4 separate regions of the Homo sapiens genome follow, and all the other regions are linked to region 4. Evidence: chromatin loops called from intact Hi-C (ENCODE). Cell type or tissue: heart right ventricle. All regions are shown on one strand. Region 1 overlaps CLCN1 (chloride voltage-gated channel 1). Region 2 overlaps LOC105375546 (a long non-coding RNA gene). Region 3 overlaps FAM131B-AS1 (FAM131B antisense RNA 1). Region 4 overlaps EPHA1-AS1 (EPHA1 antisense RNA 1).

Region 1 (5,000 bases), 93 kb after region 4:
CCAGCCTGGGTGACAGAGCAAGACTCCATCTAAACAAACAAACAAACAAACAAACAAAAAAAACAAGTAATGCCACCTGCAAATACCTTTGTCATTTACCACATAATACAAACAGCGTAAACATGGCACCTTAATTTTTAAGTACTTAACAATTTCTTGTGTCAACAGCAATGTTTTATCTGTGAATTTTTTCTTCCTTTTTCTACCACAGTGGTTTCAGAACTGTTGCCTGTAACTTCTCTGTGATCTTTACCTCTCCCATACTTGACACAGGACCAAGAAGAACTTTTCTGATTCTTCTCAGAAATTCCAATTTTACGAGGAAAATGCAAATTCTCTTCATGTTAAGAGAATCTGGCTGATTAAAACAAAACAACAGAAGTCTCCCAGTCTAAAAATATTATTTAAACCTCCTGGATTTGAAAGGCTAACGAGTAAATAAAGGCAAAAGTGGGTATAAATGTAAGTGTGAACGTTTAACATGTGCAAAAATCCAAATACACTATCCTCCACTGACAAGGATTAGTGATTTTAATGAGTAGAGCTGAGGACAGAAATGTAAACAGGATGCTAGCTGATGTGCTTGCTAACTTGGGTTCCTTAGTCTGTGTGCTTTGCCACAGTGTTTGCATAAGTTAGATCATGCATTTGCATTAACTTTAAACTCTTCTCCACTTATCATTCCTGCACCAAGTCATTTTAGTTCCCTGGAAGATTCTATGAAAAGATTGCTTAACATTTCCATAACTGAAAAGAAACCTCTAACAGTGGGTCATTTAAGAAGCATATGCCCTTCCTGCAATTTTGTTTCTTCACATATCAACTTGGTGTCCTTTTTATCATCAATGAATCCAGTGAATGATCTATATAATCCTGCCCTGCTAATCTAGCTATAATTGATTTTGATGAGTCAATAAACAGATACGACTGCTTTCTCCGACTACATCCATTTGTTAATCATCCATGATAAGGAAAATAATCTGAGAGATCGCTATTTGCCTTATACTTGGAGAAAGAGCTAAACTTAACTTTAAATTGCTATCAAGGGACATTTATCCTTTGAAACTCTCCTAACTATTCCACACTAAAAGCTTACCATTAATCTAAATAAGGTCTACCTGAATTCCCATGCAATTAATAAAGCACAACAAAATGTGGATTTTTCCCTTGAAGGAGGAAGTTCATAGAGTCCCCTGTTAGAGATGTCATCGGTGTAGGGCAAAAACATCCAACAATACAAACAGGTTTGAAAATAAGTAGGGGAGCCACGGAGACTGCCTTGGTTTTAATTCCTGGCTTGTACCTTACTAACAGAATGAACTTGCTCAAGTCACTGTCCCTCTCTGTAACTCAGTTCTCTCCTCTTCCTCCTCTGTAATATCTGTCTCATATGGCTTTGGCCAGGAATAAAAGTAAGTGCTTTAAACATTGCCTGGCACATAGCAAAGGCTTACTAAAAGTCAGCTATTCTCGTAAGTAACCTGGTAATACCAGCACTTGTGGATACTGATTAAAACTGTTTTGGGAGCCAGGCCAGGCAAGCCGATTGATGGGGGAGGGGGTCAATCACTTGCCTCCAAGTGGTGTCCCAAAACAACAGCCGACTCCCACAGCACAGCCCACCGTCAGGATATCAGAGTAGTAGTATGGCTGCTACTAGGGGAGAGACAGACAGAGAAACAGGTGGAAGAGAGGGAGGTGGGCAGGCAGAGGACAGAACAAGCAGGGATGGGGAATAAGGCAGAATGAGAGGCCTAAGTCAAAAGGAGTCCTTGTGGTCCCATGTCCCCTGTGATTCCCAGGCCAAGAGAAACTCAGTGAGTTTGGCAAAAAGGAATTAACCTCATAGCACAGTGTCAAAATGAAATAGAAGGTAGAAAATGAAATAAAAGTTAGGCAAATATATGCCAGGCACGTAAATCAATAAATGATAAGCAGAAAAGAGACAGCAAGAACTCCAGAAAGCAGTACTAATAAATCCTGCACCAAACAGCAAGCAGTCTCAAAATAATACACAGCCCTTTGCTGAAAAAATATAGGTATCTGGACCGCAGGGGCTGTGATCCACAGTCATTCCCTGGATGCCCACTCCAAAGCTTGTGGCAGCCACCCAAAACCCCCTTCTAAGTCTTGCTTAGGCAACCGGGATAGGGAGGAAGTGCAACTTGCCTCCGACAGGGGCTGCAAAGCAGCATCCCACGCCCACTGCACAGGCCGACACCAGGAGGTCAAGCTGCCCAGGCACGGTCTGCAACAGAGAAGCACGCGGGACAAGGGGGTGGAGGGGTGGGGCAGGCGGGACGTATGTAAGAGGTAGGGTGAGGGATTGGGAGCTACAAAGGGATGGGGGAGCACACGAGGGAAACGTGGAGGGAAACTAACACAGAGGGGGTGGTATGGACTAGCAGGGAGAGCATGGGAGCAGACGACAGACCAGACCTCCATGTGGGGCCACAGGTGAAAGAGGGGTGGACATTTGGAGGACAGGCACAGGCTAAACAGAGGCATCACGTGGCCAGGGTAGGCAGACAGGGAGACGAGGAAGGGAGCGTGGATTAGTGCGATGCTGCTTCAGCACCACAGCCAGCCCAGAGCAGAGGCAGCCCTCCCAACACCCTGGACACACAGCCGGACTCCTTCTACCACCTGGCCCCAGCTCATTTCACTGTCTCAACCTTACCTCATATACCCCGCAGAACACAGACATGAATTTGCTGAGGACAGCAGCACAGATGCTGGCAATGTGGACGAAGGGGCCCTGGGAGAGGGGGAGCGAGGGGGCGGGGGTCAGAGGCCAGATGGAGGCTCTGCAGCACTCACTGGACTAATAATATTCCTTACTCCAGGCACTGTGCCAGGGGCTGGAAATACGGGAGTTACACAGAGGTCCTGCCCTCACGAGGCCTCATCCCAGAGAGGAAGAAGAGGAGAAACCAGTGTGTTTCTCCTCTCCAGAGAGCCAGGGTGGAGGAGGGTGGGAGGGCACGTGTTTAGAGGAAAGGGCCTGAGGAGCCTGCCTAAAGTAGAGCTTTGAATGATGGGAGGGAGGGAGCCGCGCAGATGTCAGGAGGAAGAATGTTCCAGGCTGAGAAAACAGCACACAGGCGCCCTGAGGGGCCCAGGGCAGAGTGACTGAGGGACAGAAAGGAAACTTGTGAGCCAAACACAGGAAAGCAGGGGCACAGGCCTGCAGAGAGGAGGAACCAGAGTCCACGGTCTCGAAGGCCACGCAAGAAGTTCTGATAAGGCCGGGCGCGGTGGCGCACGCCTGTAATCCCAGCACTTTGCAAGGCCAAGGCAGGTGATCACCCGAGGTCAGGAGTTTGAGACCAGCCTGACCAATATGGTGAAACCCTATCTCCACTAAAAATACAAAAATTACCAGATGTGGTGGCGTGTGCCTGCAGTCCCAGCTACTCGGGAAGCTGAGGTGGGAGAATCGCTTGAACCTGGGAGGTGGAGGTTGCAGTGAGCCAAGATCGCACCACTGCACTCCAGCTTGGGCAAGCGAGCTAGACACTGTCTCAACAACAACAACAACAAAACTTTCAATTTTGTTTTAAGAGGCATGGAAAGCCTTAAGAAGTTTTTGACCAGGGGTCAGATGAGACTGATCCCATTTTTAAAAGATGCCTCTGGCTGCTGGGTGGAATATGGCAGTAGGGGGCAAAGATGAACACCAGCAGAGAACGGAAGGAGGCTGCAACCCACCGAGCAACCTTGAAAATAGCACAGCCTCTTTCTCAGTCCTAGTTTTCTCAGATTCAAGCAAGAGAATTGGTCTGGATGATCTCTAAGACAGTGTTCTCAACCAGGGGAGATTTTGTCCTCCAGGGTCCATATGGCAATGTCTGAGGACATGCTGGTGTCACAACTGGGCGATGCAGCTGGGCATCTAGGAAGGGTCAGAGGCCAGCAATGCTGCTAAGTCCCCTCCACTGCACAGAACAGCCTCCCCACAGCACAGAGTTTTCCAGCCCCAAATGTCAGGGGTGTCCAGGCTAAGAGCCTGCTCCAAGCTCCCCAAGCTGTGTGGTTTTTGTCATTGGACCTCAGTTGGAGGAACTTCCAAAGCATTTCCCCTTCCTAGTGTCCCCTGGCCCTGGCCTTGGTCCTGTCCCCTGATCCACTTCCACTCCCAGAGCTCCCTCTAGAGTTGGTGCCACCCTGGCTCCTGAGGGCCCCTCCCAGCTCTGGCTTCAGTCATGCCAGGCCTACCTCTTTCCCCACGGGGATGCCACTGCCCAGGCCCGCAGTCAGGGCGACAACCTTGGCCACAAAGGCTTTCATTGTGAGGTATTCCTTCAGGACAACCCCACGAAGTATTGTCTTCATTTCGGGGATTCCAGAGCCTAAAAGCGTTGAAAGATTATGTGCAGGGTCAAGGTGAAGGTGAAAAGGGAGATGAATGTCCAGAATATGGGAATGGGAATTGGAGAGGGCTGAAGAGGCAGTGGTGGGGAGGATGGGGCAAGGCAGCACAGGGCTGTGGGTGGGGCTGGATGATGGGGGAGACAGACAGGGCCCCTCTCAGGCCACCCAGCTCAGGCCGAGTCTGGTGGCAAGTTCTCACCAACAGCCTGGGGAGAGATGAGGTGGCAGAAGAGGGCGCTGAAGAGGATGAGGACTAGTGGGAAGGTGACCCAGACCAGGAACTGCAGAGGAAGGCTGGGCTGCATCTGCGCGTAGGACCACTTGTAGGCTGCGGAGACACATGCCTGGGGTTAGGCAGAACATGGCTGAGCAGCCGTGTCCACGGCACCAGGACGTGTACCCGGCATGTTCTCAGGCCGTGCTCCTTCTGTGTGCCCCTTCTGAGATGGTGCTGCTCTCATTTGACACATGGGAAGCCTGAGTTATGGAGGCGACATGGCCTGTTCCAGTTGGTGGCTGTGTCACGAATCCCACTGGAGTACAGGGTCTGGAGGCCTGGGTGTGACCAACCACCCGGTGTGCCCAGAACCAAGGGGCTTCCTGGGATTCGGGATGTTCAGTGCTGA
Region 2 (5,000 bases), 180 kb after region 4:
TGTCTCCCGGGTTTAAGCAATTCTCCTGCCTTCTACTCTCCTGAGTAGCTGGGATTACAGGCATCTGCCACCATGTCCAGCTAATTTTTGTATTTTTAGTAGAGACAGGGTTTCACCATGTTGGCCAGGCTGGTCTCGAACTCCTGACCTCAGGTGATCCGCCCGCCTGAGCCTCCCAAAGTGCTGGGATTACAGGCATGAGCCACCAGGCCCGGCCCCCACCTTCATTTTTTTTAAAAAAATCTAATTTTTCTCTTCACTCTTGATTCCCCATTCACATTATTATTGACAATAATAATAGGAATAACAGTGAACATTTACTGCCAGGCATTGTTTAAGCACTTTATATTAACTCAGTTATTCCTCACAGTAACCCCCATAGAGTCTTACTATTTCTATTTCCCATTTTTTTCAGACAAAGAAACGTTACAGAGAAGTTAAGAGACTTGCTCAAACGGACAGAGTAAGTGTGTGGGAGAGCCAGGATTTGAACCCAACTGGTCAGGCTCCATAAACCATACGGCTCTTTCAGACACATGCGCTGTTCCGGTTGATGAGGTCCTTGGACGTGAATATCACTTCCTACAACGTATAGTGTCATTTTGTGTGTGAGATGTTTTTCATAAACATAAATGGCATTGGGCCACACAGCTCTGCTTCTCATAGTTTTCACTCTAGACACGCCCTCTATGTCGCTGTTGGCACATCGAGTTCACTGCTTCTGACTGCGGCATAATATTCTATCCTGGCCACCCATCACACTTTACTGGTCCATTCTCCTTAATGAGGGCACCTTCAACTTGCTACCTCCACAAAAATGATGCAAGAAACATCTTTATTTATAGCCTTTCATGAACCTGTGCTAGAATTTCTCTTGGGAGTGTACTCAAGAGTGGTTCTCTGAGTCAAAGGATATGTGAATATTTTATTTCACCAAGTGTTGAAGGATTGCTCTCCACGTTCAAACGTACAATTTGACACTCCTGCCAGTAGCACCAGGGTTTTCCTTTCTTCACATCCTCTCCAACACTTGGTAATTTGTGGCTATTCTAATGCCTGCAAAATGGTACCCTGTTGTTGCTTTTAATTTACATATTTCTGGTTACAAGTAAGCATGAGCACCTCTTCTATGTGCTGACTATTTGGGTTTCCTCTGCCCATTCATGTTTGTGTGTTTGTATGTGCACCAATTATCCTTGCATAGTCCAGCTAGGGGTTTCTTGTAGATTTTAGATGTTGTCAATCTGTCTCTCACCTGTGCCTTTCGTTGAATGGAAGTCCAATCAATTTTTGCCTTATGATTTGAGCTTTTAGGACCTTGTTTAATTAGCCATTCTTTACCCTTTGCTCACAAAGTTATTCTATGTTTTCTTCCATTAGATTTATACCTTAACCTTCTGCATTTAGATTTCTTATCCACTTGGGTTTACCTGTGTAGGAAGTAAAAGGAAGGTATTCGGCTTTACTTTTCTCCAAATAGTAAGCCTCATATCTAATACCATCTAATAAATAATCTATCCTTTACCCACTTATTTGTGGTTCACTTTTATCATATCTCAAGTTCCCCTGGACAAATAAGTCTGTTTTTGTGCTCATTTTTTTGTTGTATTAGTCTACCTATAACTTAGTATGTCTTTAGATCTCATAGAGATATTCGTTATTCAAGAACCCTTATTCCTCTAAGTTTTACAGTAACTTGCTTGGTTCATCAAAAAATTAATATATTATTTCTGGAAAGATCTAGTAGATTTGTTGGTAGATAAATTCCTTGCTTCTTTATGACTTTTATTTACCTTTATATCTTTACTTCGTAGCATAGTATCTCACATGCTCAATAAATATTTATAGAACTGAACTATTGTTGAATTTATGATCTCTTTAGTGACTGGGAAGGAGAATAAATTATGTAATGATGGAAGTCAGATTTGAGGCCATCTTGTCTTCTTTTGAGTGAGAAAAGACAGAGGTGGAGAGAAAGGCCAGGGAATTGACTCCCTTCTGTAACAGGGACAACTGTGGCTTTGGTTTTAATTCTTACAATAACTCACTAAGATTAGCAAGTCCTGATTGAGAATAACTCCTGCATAGAGCTTTAGAAGTGGCTGCACGTGAGGGCCAGTAGCTGGATTCCCAGTGGAATTTCAAGGTCAAATATGTAGCTTAAACTAGGAGATGGCAGTAGAAAAAATGCTGTCAGTGAATTCATATAATCGAATTAGCAGTTTGTTGAATGTTAAGTTGCAAATAGCGCAGCGGAAAAGGTTTGTGCTGCAGAAATGAGGAGCCCGCCATCTAGTGGCTCTAAGTCTACATAGCACCACTGGAGCTCTAGTCCTGAGTAATAGGACACCCTTAGGGTACTTACTATAGGCTACCCACTATTCTAAGAATTTTACACATTACAACAGTAACACCGTGAAACATAGCTTATTATTACCCCCCCATTTTAAAGATGATGAAATTGAAACTTAGAGGAGTTAAGCAGTTTGCCAAAGTCATAGAGCTAATACTGTTTTGAAATCTGGACTGTGTGACTCGAGAATCAATATACTCAAACTATTTGCTATTATGACTGCAAGAAAAAGAGGGCGGTATGCTAGGATTGTCTCCTACCAGCTAGAGAGAGTGGATGGTGTGCATTCTTTCCAAAGCCACATTCAGTGACATCACACTGGTAGTTTCAATTCTGTCATGGTGGGAGTATTTACACTATGAAAACCAGAAAATTCTACACATCTGGGCTTTGTTTTTCTCCCCGCTCCACCTCCTAGAGAGAGCTGGTTTGCAGGGTGAGAAGGACTAAGAAATAAGAGACATACTCATAAGCTTTTTTTTTTTTTTTTTTTTGGAAAGCTGGAAAAGAGATTTGGAAAGTACTGAAAACCTGGTTTTTGTAAAAAATAAAATAAAGAGACCTTAAGACTTTTCTTCTGATATTTTGTACTAGATCAGAAATAGGTATTTTATGACTAATGTAGAACTTCCCAAAATGAAGAGAGACTTACCAAAGAGTATGCAGTTGCTCAACTGCTTTATGAGGAAAGAAAACAAAATGGTTACAGAGGCTCAGTTGCAAAGTGCATATTAAAAATGGCAAAGAAACAGATGAGTCAGAAAAAACAAGCAGAACTATTTTTTTAGAGGAACTGAAGCTAAATAAAACAGGACCTACTTAAAATTTCTTGAGATGGGCAAAATTGCATTGCCTATTTCAAGAAATTTTAAGTAGGTCCTGTTTTATTTATTCTGTATTTGATCTCTAAAATTCAGAGAACAAATACATCTATGCCAATTTGCAGGGGATCAAATCAGACACTGAGAATGGCCATGAAATTTAGGGGAAATGACACAAAATTGCTACAACTTCACTTCTTCCCCTTATCTAAATGCTTGGAGTGATACACACACACACACACACACACACACACACACATATTCTCTCTCTCTCTCTCAGTTGGGAGGAGACCTTTATTCTTGTGGACTACATTCATTAAACAACAGCTTGAAGAGATATTACAATATGTAAGTATGGTCACTAACAACCTACATTATGTTACGATGTGTAAGAAGAACACATCTGAGGTTTTTTTCTTCACATAATCTGTGGTAAAAAAGACATGTTAGGAATTCCAGCTTGTGGTCCTCTTCACCCCCACCCCACTTTTTTTTTGGACATGCCTCTATAGCCCCTCCTGAAGGAATAGGTGCAACAAATTATAATGTGGTCTCCTGGATATAATTTATGGATGAATCCCTAACTCAAGCAGTGCTATATTATACTCTGAGAATTTAAAGACACAGGAAACGTAGTATTGTATACTGGAGCTGCAAGATTGTTCAGTGTTGGGGCTATGGCAAACTGGAATTATAAGGGGCCATAGACTAATGAGCGTCCCTCCAGTGGAAGGCGGTTTGAAGAGAGGAGTCCAGAACAGATGTACAGAGAGATGCAGAGGTCAGAGCTATTTAGTGAGAAAATTGATGGAAAGAAGAGAGAAGGAAGGAGAGAAGAGAAATGAAAGAGGAGAAGAGAGAGGGAGACTCCCTCATGGTTTTTTAGTTTTCATGATGCTCAGTCATATTTCTTGCAAATGCCTGAATGGGGTTCCATGAGAGCCCTTAAATCATTTTAATAATTCTCTCTTTTACTTTTGCTTCTTTGAGTTGATTTTTATTTCTTGCATCCAAATGATACATGATTAAGACATCATCAAAGCAAATCAGAGTAGATAAGCACAGGAATCAGCAAACACCCAGCAGCTGCTGTTGTCCTCTGAGTCAGAACATTCCTGGAATGTACATTTCAGGAAAACATATATATATTTAAAATAACATTAGTTTCTTTCTTCTTGGTAATAAAGCCAATGCAAAGAGATGTCATCAAATGGTTGCTCAGAAGTCCTGGCACTTGCCTCTTCCACAAAGAAGGACCAAAACAATAAATAGATGATAATCACATGTTGAATAGAGCATCTAAGTGAGAACACTGAAATTCAGCAAGGAAGTGACAAAGACTCTCTCAAGCATAGAAACTCAACATGGCAGCATAGAGAGGCAAGTGAAGCAGCTGGCTGCGATTGGCTTAGAGCCAAGAAGGACTCACCATTTTGAGGAAAAGCTAAGCAAGAGATGCATAGTAGTTTATATTCTCATCACAGACACTTGCAGTTTTGACTACAGGAGAGCCAGGCCTAGTGTAGGGAGCTTCCTGGGGTCCATCTATCTACATTGTTCCAGAGAGGGCATTTACACTGGGTTTTACCCATGAGACTGAAACTGCCACAGCAGAGCACCATTTTGGAAGCAGAGTTACCAGTAGACTGCATCCAGAGAGGGCATTTACACTGGGTTTTATGCATGAGACCCAAACTACCACAGTACAGCACCATCTTGGAAGCAGAGTTACCGTCAGACTGCATCCTGGCCTGGGACCCAATAGGTCTTGCGTCTCCATAGCCCTTGGGCTCCACCAATATCCCCCAACATACACTCAGAAGGCT
Region 3 (5,000 bases), 52 kb after region 4:
CCCATGCCGATAAGCTTTCTTTCTTTCTTTCTTTTTGAGATGGAGTCTTGCTCTGTTACCCAGGCTAGAGTATAGTGGCGTGATATTGGCTCACTGCAACCTCCACCTCCCGGGTTCAAGCGATTCTCCTGCCTCAGCCTCCTGAGTAGCTGGGATTACAGGTGTACACCACCATGCTCGGATAATTTTTGTATTTTTAGTAGAGACGGAGTTTCACCATATTGGTCAGGCTGGTCTCAAACTCCTGACCTCATGATCTGCCCGCCTTGGTCTCCCAGAGTACTGAAATTACAGGTGTGGGCCACCGTGCCCAGAGATAAGCTTTCTTTTCTAACTAAAAGTGGGAGTGAGCTCACCTTAGATCCCCAATATTTTACAAGATTTCAAACCTTGTCTAAAAGTCAAATGAGCATGTCCTGTGCTGGTCTCTTTCATAGTGTCCAACAGATCAGAGATTGGTAATGTGAGGGCTTTTTGTCCCCACCACCAACGCTGAAACCACAGAACTTCTGCCATGGACCCTCTCATCCTCTATAACTAACTGGCTGAGCCATCCTTCCTCAGCAAACTTGCTGTGCCCCAGCACAATGGCCAGGACCCTCATCTGTTGATTACTCTGGGAAACCAGCTGGGGATGGCAGGTAGGGGTCGGGGGAGAACTATATCGACCACTAGGACAGATTCTATGGCCACTTCCTACTATGTGGGAATACAACTTACACACTACAAACATCTGCACTCATCCATGACTTGCCTCTGAGTCTGCCCCTGTGTATGAATGGGGTCCCTTGTCAGCAACCTAATGCCCCTAAACCCCACTCTTGGTCCTCCTGTTGACTGAATATTTAGGAAATCATTCTCATTTTAAAGAAAACAGACCTCAGGCTAGGTGCATTGGCTCACACCTGTAATCCCAGTACTTTGGGAGGCCAAGGCGGGCAGATCGCCTGAGGTCAGGAGTTCGACACCAGCCTGGTCAACATGGTGAAACCCCATCTGTACTAAAAATACAAAAATTAGCCAGTCATGGTGGCGGGTGCCTGTAGTCCCAGCTACTCTAGAGACTAAGGCAGTAGAATTGCTTGAACTTGGGAGGTGGAGGTTGTAGTGAGCCGAGATCTCACCACTGCACTCCAGCCTGGGTGATAGAGTGAGACTCTGTCTCAAAAAAAAAAAAAAAAGAATACAGACCTTTGTTACTGACCCTCGTGATTTCCACCTAGTCCCCAAGACTATTCTTACCAATGTTTTCCAGCATCAGCACTCTCACTTCTGGCCTTTAGCAAATAGGGTATTTGAGAACCACTAGGAGTGCCCCAAAGCTGACTGATCTTCAGGGCTGCCTGAAGATAGATACTCTAACACCATACAAGGACATTGATAAGTAGGGACTAAGACACTTATCATCAGTATTTTATGAAAGCACCAAAGACTTATTGCTACAAATCACTCTGAAGAAAGATCATTGCTTTCCCATTTCAAAATTTAGAAATGTAGATAGATGTATTCCTCTCTTCAGTTTATGGTCCCACCTTAATTAAAAAAAGACAAGCGTGAAAGAACGTGTATCCATTCAAATGTCCTGAGTTGAGTAACTTTAGTTTTTTTAAGTGAACAAATAAAGCACTTTCTACAACATCCAGAATAGATTTTCCCTCTGAGGAGCTGAGTTTAAATGCTGGCTTTTTTGGCCAGGTGCGATGGCTCACACCTGTAATTCAAGGACTTTGGGATCCTGTGGCAGGAAGATTGCTTGAGGCCAGGAGTTCAAGATCAGCCTGGGCAATATAGTGAGACCCCCATCTACAAAAATAAAAATTAAAAAATTAGTAAGCCAGGCGTGGTGGCTCACGCCTGTAATCCTAACCTTTTGGGAGACCAAGGCGGGTGGATCTCTTGAGGCCAGGAGTTCTAGACCAGCCTGGACAACATGGTGAAATCCCACCTCTACTAAAATAGGCACATACAAAAAATTAGCCGAGGGTTGGGGCACATGTCTGTAGTTCCATCTGCTTGGGAGGCAGAGGCAGGAGGATCACTTGAGCCCAGGAGCTCGAGGCTGCAGTGAGCTTTGATCATGCCATTGCTCTCCGGCTGGGTAAGCGTGAGACCCTGTCTCAAAAACAAAACAAAACAAAATGCCAAACAAAAAAGTGCTAGCTTTTTCTCTTTCCAACTGGGAAATCTTAGGGAAAAGGAAGTTAATTGAATTATCAGCCCCAGTTCTCTCAACTGCAATGCAAGAAGAATATCTTTCTTAGAGGTTTGGAAGAATAGACTGAAAACTCTATTCTTTAAATCAATTGTATATTGATATTTGCACTTTAAAGTGAGTTTTATTTTTTTCTCTATCTCTCTCATTCTGACTCTCAATAAATGATCTTGCCTCCTTCTTGTCAGAGAAAGTAGATGCCGTCAGATGGGAATCCCTCATTCTCCTGACACCAAACATGCAGCCCACTGGCATCTGCCCCGTCTTCCCTGCTGCTGGAAGAAGAGCTGGGCTCCTCCTGTACAGTCTCATCCCCCTCCCTGAGCTCTGCTCCCATCCCTCCAGGTGGTTTTAGGAATTTACATTCAATATTAATTAATCTTCCCCTCTCTTGTACTTTGAGCTTCCCTTTCTCAATTGAATCTTTTCATAGACCTTTAACTTTGATCTAATATATCCCAATAAAATAAAAGGAACACTTGATTAAGTTGTGTTTTGGAGCCATCTCTCCATTTGTGGGGATCAGTGTGAAGCTTTGGTACCTTCTTTCAATCCTGCAGGTACCACCGAAGTACCTACAATTATTCCTGGGGACCCCAGCTTCAAAATGGGATAAGTGTCTTGCCTGATCATTTTATTTGGGGGTTAAGCCCCTGCAGAATTAGAGAACCCCCCCGCCAAGTATGTATTTAAAGTCCAGAAGTTCTTAAACTTTTTTTGTGCCCTGGACCTCTTTGGCAAGGAGACTGGGACAATGGCCTTAACTAGTGAGAAGTAGCAGAATCCTTGTATAAGAAGACCTATAGGGAGCAGGAAGGAAGCTGGCCAGGAATATGCCTAGAATATTTTACTTTTTTTGTGTGGGTAGTGGGGAGGGACTGGAAATACCTTCAAGACAGAATGCAAGATGGGACTGAGTCTCCAAGACCTGGAATCCCTCATGTTAAATCATTTGGATAAATGCAGCCTTATATAGTTGTGTTAAGGAGACCAAGGGGAGAGGTTTGCATCCAAGTTGGAACCACAGTAAGAGATACGTAGTCATATATAAATATATGTATTACTCAGGGAGAGCCATAAGGAGACAGAAGTTTCAGGTGGGAAGGCAAGAGCATAATGGCCACGTGGTCTGTTCCTCCTTACCTGGCCAGTCCCCTGTCAGCGTTTTCTCTGCTCAAACAATAGGGGTGTGTGGGCATTGCTAGAATAATGGAAGCTGTTTGTTCTTTTTTTTTTTTTTAATCATCTCTCCATCTTCTTTCCTTTGCGACTGGACAGTATATTCCATGAAAGCAGAAACTATTTGATACTTCTTTTATATAACCAATAATAGTAGATATGAAAAAAGAAAATGCTTTCTAATTCTCTCCACTATTGAAATAGGGTATCAGACCCTGCCACGAACTACACTAAACGATTAAAATCTAAGCAGACCTGCAACTGATTATTATCTCATTCCTTCCCGCGGTTTTATAGATGTAGATTTGGCTTATTTCTTCATGCACATACACCGAAGATGGATTCTGTCACCATAATCTCATCTCCTCAATCTGCAATTCAGTTGTTAGTGTCTTCTTCTTGCACATCTTCATCTGCCACCCCATGGGATGTAGCTCTCCATTCATAATCTAAAGGTTAGAAAGTTGCATCCATAAGACTTAGCCTCCCTGTTAGGAGCCCACACCAGGGACCCCTGGCCCATTGCCTTCTCTCTCTGCAACCTCGGAGAGACCTAAAAGTGGGCGAGGTGCAGTCAGAGCCTGGATGGGCACTTGCTTCTGTGAATGCCCACCTGCCCACTCTCTCACACTTTGGGCTTTCTGGGTACACCTTAGACAAAAGGGTCTCCTTGCCCTTTCTCATGCATCTTTTCTGGACTCCACTTCTTACCTGCTGTAACCACAGTGCTCATTTAACCCTTGCAACTTAGACCTTCATCTCCTCCCCATGGGGCTTGAGGTATCTACCTGGCCCAGTCCCACTAGCCAGAGGCCAATCTTTCTCTCTCTTTGCTGCTTCGGGACCGCCTTGCTTTCATTTGTCCGAGAAGATCACGTCTCAGAAAAGTTAAACTGGATTCAAGACGATGTCTCCTAGCCAGCCTCGGGTCCTGACATTGTTGTTAGTCTACTGCGAATGAACTGTCCTCCTCATATTCTCCAATCCCCAACCAGGCCTGGAGGTCAACTATCTGCACATCCCCACACCCACCCCTGAATGTCCAGCGAGCACAGAGAAGTGGACTACACGATTCACTTGCAAAGACTTCACCTTCTGTTTGGATGGACAAAATAGCGCACTCGAAACAACAGAGCCCAAAGCTGTGTCCAATCACGTTCCTGTGTGTGTCCCAGATGCGGCCCCAGGAGGAAAACAAGTGTTTGCGGAATTTGGTGGCCAAAGGCCCTTGGGCCTGGCTTTATTCTCACCACCACCCCACTTTCTCTCAGGGCATCCCCTGACCCCGGCCCGCAAAATCCATCAACCAGAACCTCGGGGTAGGCCCTGGGTTCGTGCCTCGGCTCCTGAAACCCAAGCCGGGGTTCTCCAGGAGAGAGCCCCGGGAGCGGGGCTTGGCACGGGCGGGAGGAGGGGGGCGGCGACGGCGGCCCCAGATCCCCGAGGGAGCGCCCCGGCACGGCCGGAGCAGGGGCGGGGAGGCGCGGGGCGCAGCCAATCCCCGGGCCGCCCCCTCCCCGGCCGCGGCGAGCCGAGCCGGGGCGGGGGAGCCAGGCGGCGGCGGCGGCGGCGGCGGCGGCGGCGACGGAGCTGCCGTGGGGAGGGATGG
Region 4 (5,000 bases):
AAAAATATAACTACCAATCTGAATATGGTTATTGGTTAATTTCCCTCACCTCTATATCTAAGCAGCCAACATACCCTGTCATACTACAAGTGAAATGTCACTCATCGCCTCCCTCTATCCACTCATTGCCCAAGTTTGAGCTCTTACTGTTTCTTCCCTGGATCATTATCTCTCTGATTCCAGTCGCTGCCTCTTCCAGCTCTTCCCCCATTCAGCCACCAGAGCCCAAAATGCTCCTCTGAGCACGTGTCTCCCATATTCAAAATTTTACTGGTTCCAGGTTAGATAGGGAAGAAAGTTCAAAAAAAAAAAAAAAGAAAGAAAGAAAGTTCAGTGTAGTTGGTCACCGAGGCTGACTCCAGCCTTAGCCCATCTCCCAGTTCCCCCTCTTTAGCCCAACTCAGCCAGTCACACCACCCTGCACGCCATTCCTTGGACAAAAGCCATTTTCCCATTTCGTACAGGCATCGAGCTGCTGATGCTTGTGTGGGCCTGAAACATTTGTCACACAGCTGACTCTCCCCAGCCCCTGCACAGTCCTGGAAACCCCGCTTCAAGCCCTCTCATCTCTTATTTAGACCAAGACAACAGCCTCCTAACCTACCCATGCTTCTGCCCTCAGCCCTCCCCTGCCTTGCCCCATCTGTGTTCTGCACGCTGGGCAGGTTGATCTCTTCAAAGGTAAGTCAGAGAATATGCATCTCCTTTCACTGGACTCCCTCTAATGGCTTCCATCTCACTCAAAGTCAAAGCAAAAATCTGTGAAATAGCCTGGGAGGCCTTAGGTGTGCTGCTCCCCATCCAACCCCTATGACCATCTCCCTCCTAAAGCTCTGGCCTCCCTGTCCTTCCATGAACCCCATGCATGCCTGCCCTGGACTTTAGGGCTGTTTCCTTGGTCTGGATTGCTCTTCCCTCTGATGACTTTTGTAGCGCATTCTTTTCCTCCTTCAATTCTTTGCTCAAAAGTTACCATATCTGTATAATAGAGCCCTCCTTATGTGATTCCTATTCCCCTAACCCTGTTTTAATTTTTCTCCCAGTGTGTCTCACCATCTGAAGAATGCATTTTGTTATTTTTTTATGTACTGTCTGGCTCCTCCCCCTAGAATGTACACTCAGGGAGGGTGGGGTTTGGGTTTTTTTTTTTTTTTTCTATTTTGTTGTTTGCTGGTATATCCCCAGCACTTAGAACAGTGCCTGACTCATAATAAGATCTCAATAAATTTTTGTTGAATGAATGAATAAAAACTGCCTATTGAAGTCATTCTACTAGGCTCAACACAAAGGCCACCTTTTCCCATACAGTTCCTGTCAAAATTAGCCTCCTGTATTCCCTTGGCCACTTGCTTCTGCCTCCACCTTAGGGCTTACCTCTTTCACATGGTGCATCCCCCTCCCACAGAGGTGCTCCTGGAAGGTAAATGAGTCCATTTGCATGTGAAGAAGCTCAGTCTCAGAGAGGTTAAGAGAAATGTCCAAGGCCTTACACATAGGAGGCAGAGAGCTAGGAGTCTACAGAATCCAAAGGCCACTAAATACCCATTCCATTAACTCCTAGTGCTTCTCAAAAACAAACAAGAACTTTCTAAGCAAACACTCAGTACGGTGGGTATCAGGTTTTAATTTTGGTCTAATATTTAGTACTTCCCCAGAACTGTTGAAACAAAGAAGAAAGGAAGGAAGAAAGGAAGAGAGGGAGGGAGGGGAAAAGCTTCAGTCACTTCTTAATTGAGGCTCTGTTCAGACAACACAGCAGCTTCAGTGTAAGAAGACTTAATCAGAGCCAGGTGCGGTGGCTCACACCTGTAATCCCAGCACTTTGGGAGGCCGAGGCGGGCGGATCACCTGAGGTCGGCAGTTCATAGACCAGCCTGACCAGACCAGCCTGACCAACATAGAGAAACCCTGTCTCTACTAAAAATACAAAAAGGTAGCCAGGCATGGTGGCACATGCCTGTAATCCCAGCTACTTGGGAGGCTGAGGCAGGAGAATTGCTTGAACCTGGGAGGCGGAGGTTTCGGTGAGCCGAGACGGTGCCATTGCACTTCAGCCTGGGCAACAAGAGTGAAACTCCGTCTCAAAAAAAAAAAAAAAAAAGGATTGCTTAAAGCCAGGAGTTCAAGACCAGTCTGCCAACATAGTGAGAGCTCATCTCTTCAGAAAAAAAAAAGTTAGAGTGTAAGCATCTCTCTCTAGCTTACAACCTAACAGACACACTACAAACAGTGGGCACCATTTTTTTCCCAGCCAGCGCCTCCTAGGTGACTTGGTTTCTGGTTTTTTCATATGTATCCAAAGCAGAAAGCCCAAAAGTGAGGCAACATGGTGGCACACCCCACCCTCCCTTCCTCACCTGGTCAAAAGTCTATCATTACTGTGATGACTAGGTCAAGTTAAGAAAGCTACTTCCTAGCCTAAGGGCCTACCATCTTTATAATAGTAGGAATATATAAAAATCGCTGTCACTTTCATATCATGTTGATAAATATTCCCATGGTATTCTAAGATTTTATAAACAGAAATTATCTGTGGCTCTCACACCCAGAATTTGAAGATATAGGTGCAATTACCAAATTTTCCCACTAGGTGGCTCTCATAGTTTATGACCCATGGCCTGGATCGCCTAAACTCAGGGATAGATTTGGAAATGTGTACATTAATTTCTTAACAGAGGTGGTTGTTATCTATATGTTCAAATGTGTCTGTGTCTGGGTAAGTAGATTTATAATACTTTCAAACTAGAACTTGTTAGAAAAAGATATAAATTACCCTATTACGATCCCTTTATAAATAACTTCTTCAAAGCAAAATGTAAAAGAAATCCAATCTGTGCCCAATTAAGAGGTCCCATACTTATCAAATACTTCTTTTACAAGACAACAATATAATATTACCTCCTGACAACAGAACCAGTAACTTCAAATAGTAAGCATGGGTTATGCCGATCTTCTTCCCAACCCTCTGTAGAAGTTACAAGAACTCCTAGCCTAGCTAGAAATAAAACTGAATGTTTTTCAAATAAATTATGCTTGCTTAATGCAGAAGACAGAGCTGATAGTTTATTTCAGCCCTCTCTTCTCGCAGGCTAGCTAAATTAAAATGGACTTCAAGACATGGCTGATTTATCACTTTCTCTTTCCCTCCTGAGCTCCAACCAGTACACTTTTTGACAAGGACCAAGCTATCGCTGTGCTCCCGGGGGATTCCAGTATTTAACACTTGTCTCAACCTGTTCTTATTAAATTTCTGTCATGCCCCAGTTCACTGAGACACATTTGTTCTCTTCCTTTCCCTCCCTCACTTCTACCAGCCCAAGCATTAAGGCAGCGTATTAACTTCTCAGGTTAGCAACACTATCTTCTCAGGCAGTCAAGCAAACAAGTTCAGGTGGAAACACAATGATTTCTCATGAGACGCGCACAAATATCATCGTAAGATATTTGAGTCACAGCCACTTCACATGACTAACCCCTCCACATTTTCATTTCATGACTCAAGAAATCAAATGAAATATTAGAACAATTGGGAATGGTTTTATTTGTACTTTGGTATGAGATATGTGCGGAATGGGGGTAAGGAAGGTATTGAGATAAAGGCTTGTATCTGAATACACACTTGGATATAATGCACAACCCTGTGTGAATTCCCGTTTGACTCCCTTTTTCTCTCCCAACAGCTCCAGAAACGAGCCCATCTCACTCCCTGTGGCTGCTACCATCCACCCTTCAACTTCAGCTTCCCCTTCCACGTGTCCCATCACTAGAATGCAATGCAGGTTCACAGCTTGTCAACTACCTTCTTGTCTCTAAAACAAAGAGAATGATTTAGAGGATGTTAATACTGCAGAGATACATTTAAAAAAAATCAGCACAGGGAGAATTGCCATATGTCCTGAAAATGTTAGAGTGGTATTTATTTTATTTTCATATTGCATCATAATGTAAATGGGTCGAAAGTGATCTCTCTTAGCATCTTTTTTTTTTTTTTTTGAGATGGAGTTTTGCTCGTTGCCCAGGCTGGAGTGCAGTGGCACAATCTCAGCTCACTGCAACCTCCGCCTCCTGGGTTCAAGCAATTCTCCTGCCTCAGCCTCCTGAGTAGCTGGGATTATAGGCGCCCGCCACCACACCCGGCTCTCTTACCTTTTTCTTTAGTTTTCTCTTGCCTCTTCTTGAGATTGAAGCTTCATCCAAACATCCCTTTTAATCCAGAGGCTGGTGCTACTTTCAGCAGACTTTATCCTTAATTCCCTCAAACCCATCTTGCAAATAAACCTGTACAGGAGGACACAAAAATAAAAAACATGTATCCTTAAATTGCATGGTGCCACCAGAAGCTTTTGCTTGTACACTTTCTCATATTTGTACTTTTCTCATATACTATGACCAACAACATTATCATCATTTCCCCCATTTTGCAGATGAGGAAGCGGAGTCTCAAAACAGCTAGGTGATTTGCCCAAGATCACTTGGCTATGAAGTGACAATATTAAAATCTTCTAAAATATAACTTTGCTTTTGACACTTCAGAGAAAACTTCCAACCGCCTCTATCTCAAAACAGTTCTATTTCTAGCAAGAAGACAGATTCCTAAACAGTATCGGGTGTCTTCCTCTTAGCAAACTGACTGGAAGAAGGGAGGACATGCAGGGTTTAAGGGGGAGGGTGTATAATTGGGACCTGTGGCACTGCTTACAGACCGCCTCTGCATACTTTTAATCAATTAAAAAGTTGTTAGGAGGCTGGGTGTCATGGCTCACTCCTGTAATTTCAGCACTTTGGGAGGCCAAGACGGGCAGATTACTTGAGATCAGGAGTTTGAGACCAGCCTGGCCAACATGGTGAAACCCCGTCTCTACTAAAAATACAAAAATTAGCCGGGCATGGTGGCAGGTACCTGTAATCCCAGCTACTCAGGAGGCTGAAGCAGGAGAATCGCTTGAACCTGGGAGGCAGAGGTTGCAGTGAGCCGAGATCATTCCACTGCACTTCAGCCT

Evidence for each region. Peaks named below come from ENCODE experiments on the same cell type or tissue, not always from the same donor. Only the 100,000 strongest peaks of a DNase experiment are listed, where the experiment ranks them.
Region 1: it touches region 4 in a loop (2.5-fold over the local background); 34 of 110 quality-filtered maps call a loop at or near these places.
Region 2: it touches region 4 in a loop (8-fold over the local background); 94 of 110 quality-filtered maps call a loop at or near these places.
Region 3: it touches region 4 in a loop (2.4-fold over the local background); 36 of 110 quality-filtered maps call a loop at or near these places.

What each region holds. Positions count from the first base shown.
Region 1 is chr7:143,321,067-143,326,066 of GRCh38, reverse strand. CLCN1 (chloride voltage-gated channel 1) reads right to left here. Exons shown (of 23, transcript NM_000083.3): 4 at 4,574-4,702; 5 at 4,219-4,352; 6 at 2,681-2,758; 7 at 1,575-1,653. Among named protein-coding and RNA genes, the nearest start is that of CLCN1, 7.5 kb to the right of the region's middle. In heart right ventricle, no CTCF peak of the experiment used is centred here; DNase peaks (open chromatin) are centred at 2,928 and 4,134; H3K27ac peaks cover 622 bases.
Region 2 is chr7:143,238,059-143,243,058 of GRCh38, reverse strand. All of the region lies in intron 1 of LOC105375546 (a long non-coding RNA gene), which reads right to left. Among named protein-coding and RNA genes, the nearest start is that of TAS2R40, 19 kb to the right of the region's middle. In heart right ventricle, CTCF peaks have their summits at 2,093 and 2,296 (motif pointing left); a DNase peak (open chromatin) is centred at 2,288; H3K4me3 peaks cover 304 bases; H3K27ac peaks cover 550 bases.
Region 3 is chr7:143,362,741-143,367,740 of GRCh38, reverse strand. FAM131B-AS1 (FAM131B antisense RNA 1) reads right to left here. Exons shown (of 3, transcript NR_183342.1): 2 at 4,484-4,551; 3 at 3,476-3,840. It also overlaps a transcript of FAM131B not described here. Among named protein-coding and RNA genes, the nearest start is that of FAM131B, 2.5 kb to the right of the region's middle. In heart right ventricle, no CTCF peak of the experiment used is centred here; no DNase peak of the experiment used is centred here; H3K4me3 peaks cover 551 bases; H3K27me3 peaks cover 2,057 bases.
Region 4 is chr7:143,414,346-143,419,345 of GRCh38, reverse strand. It overlaps EPHA1-AS1 (EPHA1 antisense RNA 1), which reads right to left. Exons shown (of 5, transcript NR_033897.1): 2 at 4,147-4,278. Among named protein-coding and RNA genes, the nearest start is that of EPHA1, 8.0 kb to the right of the region's middle. In heart right ventricle, CTCF peaks have their summits at 2,385 and 2,586 (motif pointing right); no DNase peak of the experiment used is centred here; H3K27me3 peaks cover 1,265 bases.